2 separate regions of the Homo sapiens genome follow, and region 2 is linked to region 1. The links are chromatin contacts, found by Hi-C or POLR2A ChIA-PET in ENCODE. All regions are on one chromosome and are shown on one strand. Each heading gives the region's core, a stretch centred on a gene start or an enhancer-like site at or near the end of the contact. The rest is flanking DNA. Distances are from core to core; before and after follow the strand shown. Region 1 overlaps GNG12 (G protein subunit gamma 12). Region 2 holds the start of GNG12 (G protein subunit gamma 12).

What was found. A loop is a pair of places that touch in the nucleus more often than their neighbours do. ChIA-PET counts read pairs that join two places held with the same protein, here RNA polymerase II (POLR2A). Pooled maps may share reads with other maps.
Region 2: a pooled map shows a loop between it and region 1 (2.2-fold over the local background). The contact joins the promoter of GNG12 here to the enhancer-like site in region 1. A Hi-C loop is called at or near these places in 59 of 168 maps with a recorded cell type or tissue (A673, Caco-2, Calu3 and 34 more), 15 of 37 single-sample maps with no recorded cell type and 41 of 50 pooled maps. POLR2A ChIA-PET finds 5 or more read pairs at or near these places in 15 of 52 experiments (A549, A673, AG04450 and 12 more).

Annotation. Positions count from the first base shown.
Region 1 is chr1:67,746,233-67,752,081 of GRCh38, reverse strand. All of the region lies in intron 2 of GNG12 (G protein subunit gamma 12), which reads left to right. Among named protein-coding and RNA genes, the nearest start is that of GADD45A, 64 kb to the right of the region's middle. RefSeq lists an enhancer at 5,350-5,849. Within about 2 kb of position 2,186, at least 24 of the 41 ENCODE cell types and tissues checked have a DNase peak (open chromatin) inside an H3K27ac peak, as active enhancers do; they include A673, IMR-90, PC-3 and 11 more, where a contact is called at or near this core.
Region 2 is chr1:67,831,560-67,836,825 of GRCh38, reverse strand. It overlaps GNG12 (G protein subunit gamma 12), which reads left to right and starts at 3,359. Exons shown (of 4, transcript NM_018841.6): 1 at 3,359-3,482. GNG12-AS1 (GNG12, DIRAS3 and WLS antisense RNA 1) reads right to left here and starts at 4,538. Exons shown (of 10, transcript NR_040077.1): 1 at 4,390-4,538.

The DNA.
Region 1 (5,849 bases), core at 937-3,436:
TGGGCCACATTGAGTAACTATGAGGTGCTATGGGGCAGGGAAGGGACTGCAGTTTCTTATGTCTTGGTAATAACTCTTGCTGAAAGACAGATGTAATACGACCATACTGATATTTGTCATCCTTCACAGCCATTAACCTGGCATCTCTGTTGTGCCACTTAAATGCCGACTTAGCTTAGAAAGACAGCTGTGGACTCCAGAAAATGGGGAGAGGCTCACCTCATTCAGTACCCGTGTTCAGCACATTAGTCTTGAGAGAGGTTTCTGTTTGCTTATGGTTTGGGTTTGACTCTTCTAGAGCATCTGCATGATAACTCTTTCCACCAGCCATAGAGACACAAGAGATGTCTCACAAGCCATGCTGGAAAATCACTTAGATTTCTTTTCAGGATGCTATTGAATGGGAATAAGGGCCGAGGTATGGCTTTTCAGGTTACCTAAGTATCCCAGAAGCAGTACGCCAGTCGACATTTGTGTGCATGTACTTTTGTACTCAAGACCCCAAACACAGCAACCCTGACCTGTTTGAAGACCCCACCCTGGACAGGGGACAGTGTTTCCCCAGAGCTGCCACTCTTGAGGCTCTGGAGGAGACTGGGTACAGAGACCCTAACTGTGGGACAGTCAACTGAAGGTGACTGTCCTGCCCCCTGAGCCATTGAAAGCTTTTTTCTTCAGATACTATATTATTCCCAGAGGTGCCATTAAACATTCTCCCTATGCTGTAGTGAGAAGTGGCTCACAGACTCTGCCTCTCTGTTGAACAACTATAGCTTTTACTTTGAAAACTAATGTCATTCATTTCTATAATGGCTAATAAATATTTTTAGTGGCCCAGAATGCATTTTAAAACGTGTGTGTATATGCACGTGTGTGTGTGTGTGTGTGTGTGTGTGTCTGTATGTGTATCCATGTAAATGGGCAGTCCTGGTAGACTATGAGTGGATGCGTGGGTGGGTGGGTGAGGGGGTGAATGTGTGTAAATGGTTGGGAAAGTCTGGAGTGGCCCAAATAATAACTGAGGTTAAAAACTGGTGAAAAATATTTTAATGTAAAAGGAAAAACAAAAGTTCATGCATCTTTTTTAATGAGGAGCAAAAATAACTCCTTACCTGTTAGTGTTATTTTTAAAGTATATGATGAGTAATTTATTACCTGCTGCTACATATAGTGTCATAAAATATGAAAATACGACTAATAAGTGGGAAAGGAAATTTGTGCAAGTCAGCATTGCTGTAACTGAAAGAACTAGAGTTTATCCTGCACATATACTGGCAGTCTAATGTGAGTCTGAGGCAAATGAGAGAGCTCAATAAGACTGCATGTAAGTAGATATAGGATATTCTGAGAAATAAGAGGGCCTGGAAACCTAAGCCCCAGTTATAACACTGTTTCTATGGGAAAATATGCTACATAAATACCTTCTTTGAAACCAACTTTTGAAACCCTGCCGATTTGTAAGTTAGGGGCTAATGATATAAAATGATCACCTACTGATCTGTAAAATTCTCAGCACTAGTCTGTCATCAAGCATTTATTGAGTAACTGCTGGGTGAATTACGCTGTGATGAGCATAGCAGGGTGAAACAAAAGAAATAAAGGAGTGTTTCTGCCCTCAAAAAGCGTGCACCTCGTTGGAGAGAGAAAACCTGCATACAAAGCAACCTGAGAACTTTTACAATGCCTGAGCCCACAAAGCAAGAGGCCTGCAGGCAGCAGTGTGAAAGAGGGATGTGAGGCAAGTGTGGTTAATCAGGAAAATGTGAGGTTCCACTGGGAGAACATGTTCCCTGTTCGTTTGTAATCCCCCAGAGGCACACCAAAGACTCTCTCATTTTTCCTGGAGAGCCTCACACAAGCATGAAGCAGTAGCTGCGGTGAATGTCATATGATCCTGGCGTGCCAAGCAATTCAAAACTACAAATGGCATGTGGTATTACCTTATTAGGAAAGGTTCAGGCTTTTTTCCTCTTTCTGCTCCGTTTTTGTTGTTTAAAGGAAGATAGGTTGTTGGCAGGCTGGGCAGTGGGTACCTTCTGTACCCAGAGTTTCAGTTCTGAAGCACACCCTGGTGAATCATAGCCTTTCTGAGAGTGCCCAAGGTTTGGAGCCCAACTTTGTGTTTTTGTGTAAATTTCTGGGAGAGTCTGTAGATGGGACAGTTCCTAACCAGTGACTCAGCACCTGAGAGGCAGAGTCCTTACCTTATTTGTCAGGCAGAGCTGTTGCTTTTCATTTCTCTCCAGCCTTGAGGTCTCCAAAAGGGAGAAGGGAGATCAGGAGAGGGGAACAAGTTGTGGATAAAAATTCTCAGTCTGGGGCTGTGGTGCATCCCACTGGGAATGCCGATAGCCTGTGGAGATGGGCGTGTGGCTGAGGCTGCCTTGCCAGGTGAGGCATCCAGATCAACCAGTCTGTCCTGATTGGAGGCTCCTAAAATAAGCCCTTTGCTCTGTCGTGCAGGCTGCCTCTGAGACGTGCTTCCTGGGGGCAGCAATCAGCAAACAGTTGTACCCAGACCCTTCCTCCTGGTACTGTATTTTAGCTTTGAGAAGCACTGAATCCGTGTTACTATATATGCAGTGGGGGAAAGGATGACATTCCTCCTCAAAAGATTTACATCATCATCAGTAGCAGCAAACATTTATTGAGTGCTTACTGTGTTCCAGGCACTCCATATGCTTTGTCTCATTTAATTCCCTTTACAGCCTTGGAAGGGCTTTTTTATTATTAAAACTCCTAATACTGTTATCTTAAAATAATAATTTTACCCTAATGTAAAGTTCCATTTTGCAGGTGAAAAAAACAGAGGTTTAGGGAAAGGTTAAGCGACCTATCCATAGTCTCACTACGAGCAAATGACAAAGGCAGGATGCGAACCCAAATCTGTCTCCCTCCAAACTAAGTTAGCAGACTATTCTTCTTAGACACCTTTTTATTTGCGGTTACTATAAGTAATGTCTGTAGACCTTCTGCTTTATTCTCCTGCATTATTCAGGAAGAAATGGAGGGTTTGGTTGTTCCCCACCTCCTCCCCTCCAGGGGAGTGGGAAGAGGGAAAGTCCTTGGAAAATAAGTCAGAGATGATTTTTTTTTTTTTAAGGAGAGTTTGTAAGGGAAGTGTTGAGTTGGCCAACCGAAAGGGAGAGGCTATTCTGGACTTCACATGTGTTATGGAAGAATGCGTGGTAATGAGTGGGAGAAACAGAAAGTAAACCAGTACAGGGCAGGATCAAATAGAAGGAAATGTGATAGCAAAGAAAGGGGCAGTCCTGCCTCCAAAAGTAGCATGTTAATGATTAGCACTCTGCAGACTTTTCAGATCTCACATGCTCTCAGCAGTATTCAGAACTCCCTTGTTTGGGGGAGAGTTTTGCTTTCCAAAACACAAAACCATGACATTTAATTCTCAGTTTCTGTAGGGACTAGATGAAATCACCACTGGAAAAACAAGAATGGCAGTGCATGTTAATTATTTCAGGAACTCTTAGAGGGTGCGAATAAAACAGCTGCCATCCCAAAAGACGCTGCACTTCTTCCTCCACCCTCTCTTCTTATCCCCCCAAGCACGATTTCTGTTTTTTGTGCCCTTCTTGCTACTTCTTTTAAAGAACTCATATCCCTGTGTTTCACTGAAGAGAAAAATGCATGCAAGAGATTATTGTTATTTTTTTATAAAGCATGTTACATCTTCCCAGTAGCCTATGGTATGGTTTCAGGACTACTCTGATTTTTGTATCTGATTGACCTTTGATTGGTAGCCACCAAACTCTGGAAAGCCAGGAATTTCTTTCTTGATCTGTAACCAAACTTCCAAATGCCCAGAACTTCCACTCTTCAAAGGAAGCATATTACAAACAGAAAACTCCTTCGAAAAGTGAATTGTAGTCCACCCTTTAGGTTCTCTCCTTTCCCTGCCCCCACAAAAAGGAAAGTTCTTTATCTCTGCCCTCTGCCTTTCTCTCCCTGCCCCCTCATGCAGACTAACAGTCTCTTGTTCTGATATAGAATGTTCTGTAATTATTTGTCCTCTGAAGATTAGGATAATAAAACATTTCAGCCACCCTCTTTTGGGTTCCCACTTTGCCCCAGTGAATAGAACTGTGCCCCACCATCCTTCTCCTCATAGCCAGCAGCCTCAAGTCCCACAATAGCTCTGCCTTGGTACAGGGAGCCAACATTGTTTGCATAGCATACGTTCCTGGACAATTAGAAGATCCAGTTTAACCTTCAGAGCATCCCCATCAGTTTGTGGGTGTTTGTTCCGGGAAGAGGAGGAGAGATGGTGACTTTTGTGGTCCACACATGATGCTACCCACACACAAGTTCAAATCTTTAGAGATGAGCTGAAAATTGTGTTGCTAAAGTTCACATGTAAAATCAGACTTTTTAGGTACTTCAGTCTTTCTGTCCAGAAGCAGATAGCATTAATATTTGCTTCTTATAACACTACTTGCCCACCTCACTCTCATTAAGTGAAAGCTTTTTTAAAATAGCCCAATTTCATGTAAAATTAATATTCATTAATCAAGATACTGTAATAGCACACCTTTCTGAAAATACATTCTGGTTATGATTGGTGTCTGATGAGGGAGGCTTTAAAACTCTTACTCCAAAGATGATACAGTCTTGGGCCATCGAACACTCAATAGATTTTTTATGGGCTAGGCGCGGTGGCTCACGCCTGTAATCCCAGCACTTCCAGAGGCTGAGGCGGGCAGATCACTTGAGGTCAGGAGTTCGAGATCAGCCTGGCCAATATGGTGAAACCCCATCTCCACTAAAAATATAAAAATTAGCTGGGCATGGTGGCACACACCTGTAGTCCCAGCTACTCAGGAGATTGAGGCAGGACAATCACTTGAACCCGGGAAGCAGAGGTTGCAGTGAGCTGAGACCGCACCATTGCACTCCAGCCTGGGCAACAGAGCAAGAGTCCGTCTCAAAAACAAACAAACAAAAAGATTCTTTATGCTTTTAAAACTGCATGTTAGGAATTATTTGCAGTTTTGTGTGCATAAAAGTTGGATCCCAAAATGGTATCAGGAAAGATAGGAGTAACTAAGTTGAAACTCACCAGTTTTTCTTCTACTTATTTAGAGTGAATTATAGCATGGCCTCCACCACCAAAAAAGAAAAAAAAAACACACACTTTTAAAGTATATTATTTGCTTTAGGAATGTTTAGCTGCCTTTCACTTTCAAACTGGAATTTAAGCCTTCTACATCATTTTACCCCCTTTCTGTTGTCTCTTTTCACCTTTCCTTAGACTCTGAGAGAATAAATGTTTTAGAACTTTGGAATCAAAATAAAATGGCAACCTCCTTGAATTACTTACTAATACTCTCTGGGTCTTAAGCGTAATTTTTTGCACATAATTTAAAAATCAAAACACCAACTGGTGGATTTAAGCCAAACTCCCTATTTTTAGAACAGTATTTTTTAGATGGTAGATTTTATTTTAGACCACAGGGATGGAGAGGAATGAGGGAGGCTCCTGGGCACTTCTCCATCCCTTGGTGAAGAGCTGGTGTGACCACCTCCCCCGCCCCCATAGCTCCCTCCGAATGCCTTCCTCAGCACAAGCCACTTCCGTGCCTTCATGAGTTGATTGCTGAGAAGAAGGGATGTTACAGGCTTGCTTAGTTTAAAAAAAAAAGTATTTGGTAACTTTCTTTTTAATTCTGGTGAATTTAAGTGCTCATCGAGCTAGAGGGGAAAGTGGGGACTTTTTAAAAAATTAAGAATGGAAGAGAAACGTTTCTTTATTCTTGCAGGAATCAACTTAACTATGCCTTTGTCAGCAGGTAGTTTATTGGAGAGTCAATTAAAAAAGAAGGCTCTGGCCT
Region 2 (5,266 bases), core at 2,110-4,609, 84 kb before region 1:
GAGTGAAGCCATGTGCAATAGGACCAATAAAATCCACAGGGAGCAAAGCTGATATCCCAAAAATGTTGTTCTGAAGTGAGATCTCCATCTCTAAAAAAATAAAATAAAAAATTGTTCTGAAGTCTGTGGAGACCTGATCACCGAGAGACTGACTGATTTGCCTCACTTTTTCATTTCTTCACCATCTCTTTCTGACTCATCCTTTAGCTACAGTGTTGTTATTGAATATTAAATAGAAATTCACAGTAGATTGACATATGAATTGCAATTCGTTAAAAAAAAACAACTGTCCTGAATTATAAAACCACTTCTCTTGCTTGTCTCGTGAGGGATTAAATGGCCAAGAAAGCCACTTTTTAAAACTAAAATCTAATTTCCATAGAATTGGGACTTTAGAGCCATTCTCTTACAATCCCTTTATTTTAAAGACAAGCAGAGACCCAGCAAAGTTAAGTGACTGTCTCAAATTTACACAGCTTGTTAACGGCAAAGCCAGGACTTAATCCCAAAGACCTTATCTCATAAAGCATAAATTTCACTCCACTCCACTGACACTCTTTCATAGGAAACTGATTTATTTGTTTTGAATGCCACTGGGTGAGGGGGTAGAAAATAGTTCATTAACTATTTTATAGCAAGAACATAAAAAAAAGGAAAAAAAAAAGTTAAAAGAAGGCTAGAGAAAGAAAAAAAAAAATAAGAAACCAAACAGGCTCATGGAATTTGGCCCAACAGCATAGGGAACTCTGTAGACAATGTAGATCCACCCAGTTATCACAAATATGAGCAAAGGAGCTGAAATATTTATTCCTCCACACTGGCTAAAGGCTAGGGATGGAGGTGGAGGACATTAATTCTACACATTTCCAGCTGCCCTGTGCCCAGGCAAAGCAAATCCTGCAGCTGGAGCTGGTACTCTGAGAATATGATGTGGGTGCTGGCAGGAGGGAATGAAAGCACGCCTGGAACCAGTGTGCACGAAACTGGAAAAGGACTGGAGGGGGTATGGCCAAGCACTGGCAGCAAGTGCTGGAATTAGGCATGTACTTTAATATAAACTAGAGTAGAAGATTGATGCTTGCTTTTCAAACCCATGATTACATGCTTGGAGTTACTAACTGCCAGGGTAATATATGTACAAAATAACAAAAGTGAGTCAATAAGAAATATAAATAAAAAATAGGAATTACAGTTGTATGAAAATGGAATGTGAATCCTTTAAGTTTGGGAAACATCAGCAGAGTAGAAAGGACACTGGATCAAGGGCATCGATAAAAGCACAAAGTATTGGGTCAGCCAGCCAAGGTTTGAATCCTGGCTCTGCCAGTTTTGCTCTGTAAGACCTAACCTTCCTGTGACTACGTCCTTAGGTTGTTAGGAGGATTAAAAGGTTTAATATATGTAAAGCACTTAAAGCAACATCTGCTACGCAGAAAGTGCTGGTTAAGTATTAGCTCTTATCATTCCTGCCTTGCTATTAGGTTGATGCAAAAGTAATTGCGGTAATAACTTCTGTACTAACCTAATACTATCTCGATCAGTGCTTCTCAAACTATCTGTGATATTTTATTTTCAATCTGTTGCAGGCTGATGCCTTTCCACATAAAAGAAAAATGAAATAGACATAAAATACAAAGCTGCATTTTAAACGATTTAACAGACATAAAATTACTCTGTCAAATTGCTGTAAGTTTCTACATGCTCATCTTCAATTTCTATGCTCATCCCTTTGTAGATGGGTAACGGTTTGCAGACTGTCACTATTCCATGAACCACACTTTGAACAGCACTCAACTAGAAAAACCTTCGACAAGCCGCTTAAGTTACTGGTGGCAATATGTGGTGTTCCAGCTTCCAGGTTTTTTCAAGAGACTAATGAGAGAAAAGTAAGAGTAAGTACATGAAAGCACTTATTAAACTATAAAGTGTCCCAGGAAGGAAAATTAGTAGCATAGCTTAGAGGAGTCTATTCTGTGGTCTGTGGCCAAAAAATACAAACTCCAGTATGCCACCCTCTCAGTCCCTGTGGTGTCAAGCTGTTCTGTTTCAGGTGTATCATTTGAACTGTTAGTACTTGTGAATCAGTCAAGCATTTCCTAATGCTGAACAGAACAGGAAATAAAGACCCCTCTGGCAGTCTGTGGCTTGCATCCCACAAACCACCGCCATCCGCAGCTTGCTAAGACCACACTCCTGGGGCAAGGCATGCATTCATACACCTACTCTACCTGTGACACCTCTTCTACATGTGCAAATGATTTCACTAAACCTGAAACTTGCTTAGGGGTCAGAAGGAAAGCAAGAGGGAATATAATGCCCTGACTGCAGTCCCTAGTTCCCAGATTCCCCAGGGCCCACTTGTCCTCAGTTGGTGAAACTCAATACACAGACATCCCTCACCAATGCTTTCAGACTCCATTTCAAGTGTGGACTCTGCCCACACTGGTTCTAAGTGACCTACTTTGGCCTCACCTCTTTTCTCTCCACCCTGTCAAACAAGAAAGCGGCTACCTAGGAATACTCTAGAAGTCCGCTGAGTGGTTTTCTGAACATCCAGCTTCTTTACTCTTTCTGGACTCCAAGAAGGCAAGCCCCTTGTCTGATTCATCTTTGTACCTCTCCCATCACCTTTAGCATCGCAGTTGGTACACAGCGGGTGCTTGGTAATGTCTGTCGAATGGCCAAAGGAATAGTACAAAATCTGTGGAAGCGGAAATGGCTCCTCCATTTACCCGACCTTGAACCCTTCCAGAAAAGACCAACCAAATCCCATTAATTCATTAGGCAGAACTCTGCCAGGTACTGGACATTCGGAAACAAATTTCAGGGGGTCGGGGCAGATGGACGGGAAGCTCATGGTGGGTGGATGTACTACAAATTCTATAATCCGCAGTTATACCTCCACTTTCTGGGAAACTTCTCTCCGTGGCCCCAGGGCCCTTTAAATGTTACTATGCGTGTTTTCCTCCATAGTTTCTGGAACAGAACCAAACTTTCGTGTAGGGGTTTGGCAGCGCTCATCCTCACAGCCCTGGGGACCGCTGGCACAGGGGCAAGCGAGGCGTTCGCACGCGAAGGAAACTTGCGAGGAGTCAGGGCGGCCCCGCGCGGGGGCGGGTCGTAGAGTGGGGGCCCTCAAGTCCTAGAACTTCAGGTCCTCCATGAGAATTAGAGGAAGGGGGATGGCCAAAGACGACCAGACGTCCACCGAGCTTCCACAGGCCAGGCCTCGCCCCTCCTCCTGCGGGGCCACAACGCGGGCTCCCCGGCCCGGGACAGCACAGCCAGGGCGTCCGGGCGGGAGGCAGGGCCCGGCGCGGAGGAAGGAGCCCGGGGCCGCCGCCGCCCCGCCCACCCCAGCGAGGCGGAGCCGGCGCCCGGAGGAGCAAGAGGAGGAGGAGGAGGAGAGGTCGGAGCCGTCTCCAGGAGCCCTTAGAGACCGAGTCCCGGCGGCGACGGCGGGGCAGCGCACCGGCAGGCGGGTGAGTACCAAGCGGCGGGCGCGGGTGGTGAGTCGGGTCCCCGCGGGGTCGGGGCGCGGCGCGGGGCGTCGGCCAGCGAGTTCGGGGGCCGCCTCCGAGTCCCGGGTGCTGGGAAGCGAGATGGAGGGAGGGAGCGGAGGAAGGAAGGAAGGAGGGAAGAGTGTCCTGCTGGAGGGCGGGGACTGGTCTGGGCGCTGGGCGCCGGAGACCGGGGGGAGGGGGAGGAAGGGGCCAAGGGACACCGAGACCCAGAGGCAGAAACGGCGCGCGCGCCCTCGACGGGCGGCCGCCCGAGGTTGCGGGAAGCCGCCCCCACGGCTGTGGCTGGGGCTAGGGCTGGGGGTGGAAGGAAAGGTCTCCCCTTGAGCTCGCTTGCCTCCTCGCCAGCCTGCGGCCGTGCGCCCCGCGCCGGGTTGGGAGGCCCCCAGTGTTCCCAGCCGTGGCTTGTGGTGGTGTCAGGCGTTGGAGGAGGGCTGGCATGTGGGGGCGACAGGGACGCCACGCCCCTCTGCCTACTTTCTACCTCCCGGGACCAGCCGGCGGGAGCGCAGCCTTGGAATCCGCTGGGCGCTGGGGGTCTAGCAGGGAAATAGCGGGTCGCAGAGGGGAGAGCCCATATGACGCACCCCGCGAGGGACCCCCGAGTGGGGACCCGAGGCTGCTTTTCTGCAGACTGTATTTGCAAGTGGTAAGGGGGAGGTTGAGGCTTAGTCTTGGGTGATTTTTTTTTTTTTAATTATTGCCCCGACAGTTATCCCGTGGGGCAGGGTGAATTCTGTTTTTCATTTTAATTAGGGCATATCAATTAAAGCTAACTTTAAAACGCTGTCACTTAGCACCTCCCGTCACTCACTCGTCCCTCGCTTTGTGTGTCCTGTAAACTTGGCTTAAATCATTCATAACTCACGATAAGGAAGCCGTGATTCTTGTTCACGTCGCCGCAGTGGAGTGAAACTTTGCCCAACTGGGACTGAGTGGAGGCATTGCTGCGGCCGGTCATCTGGTGGTCATCCTGCCGGGCGTGGTTGTATACAAACAAGTGGGTCGAGAAGGAAATCTCTGAACACCAGAGGTAGAAGGGAGGTTCCTGCGCCCACGTGTCAGGGCGCGTTTAATGGCTGCTCCCAGCGGAAACAAACGGGAATTTATTAGACCGTGTGGAGTTGGACAAACTTCACATGATTAGCTTCCTTCCCATCAGTTACTTCCTCTCCCCCCTGCTGTCTTTGCCGACACAGTTTATATTTCCTGGGGCGGTTGTAGCTTCGCCTGAATAGGCTGTGTATAATGAATCTTTTGGATGTCGTCAGAGGCAGGGTCTGCGTCTGTGCCTTCTCTATTTTAAAAGCGGAGTTTGGCTTTGTTTTTAAAAGTGCTAGTCACCAGACTGCACCCTTGCCAGCGCTTCGCAGCTCTCGAAGTAAATTATCGCAGGATGGCGGCCCTCACCTAGGAGAACCAGGAAGGCAGGCAGCGCTAGAACGACGGGATTGAATTTTACTATTGCCAAAACAATCACATTCAAGTAAGGAGCTGTTTTGTTTTGTTTTTGTTTTTTTAACCAAATTATATATACTAGCAAGCCCCTTTTCTAGTAAACTAACGTTATTCACACACACAATTTTTAAAGTAATCAAAAATTTTACAGAGTCTTAAGTGATAAAAGGACTTTCAGATAAAATGTTCAGTCCCTTTGCCTTCTCTAATAGTTAACCAGCGCCGTAAAGCCCTGGTTTAAGTCCAAAAAATGCTGAAAAGTCTACTGCGTCGTTAGACCTTATAAA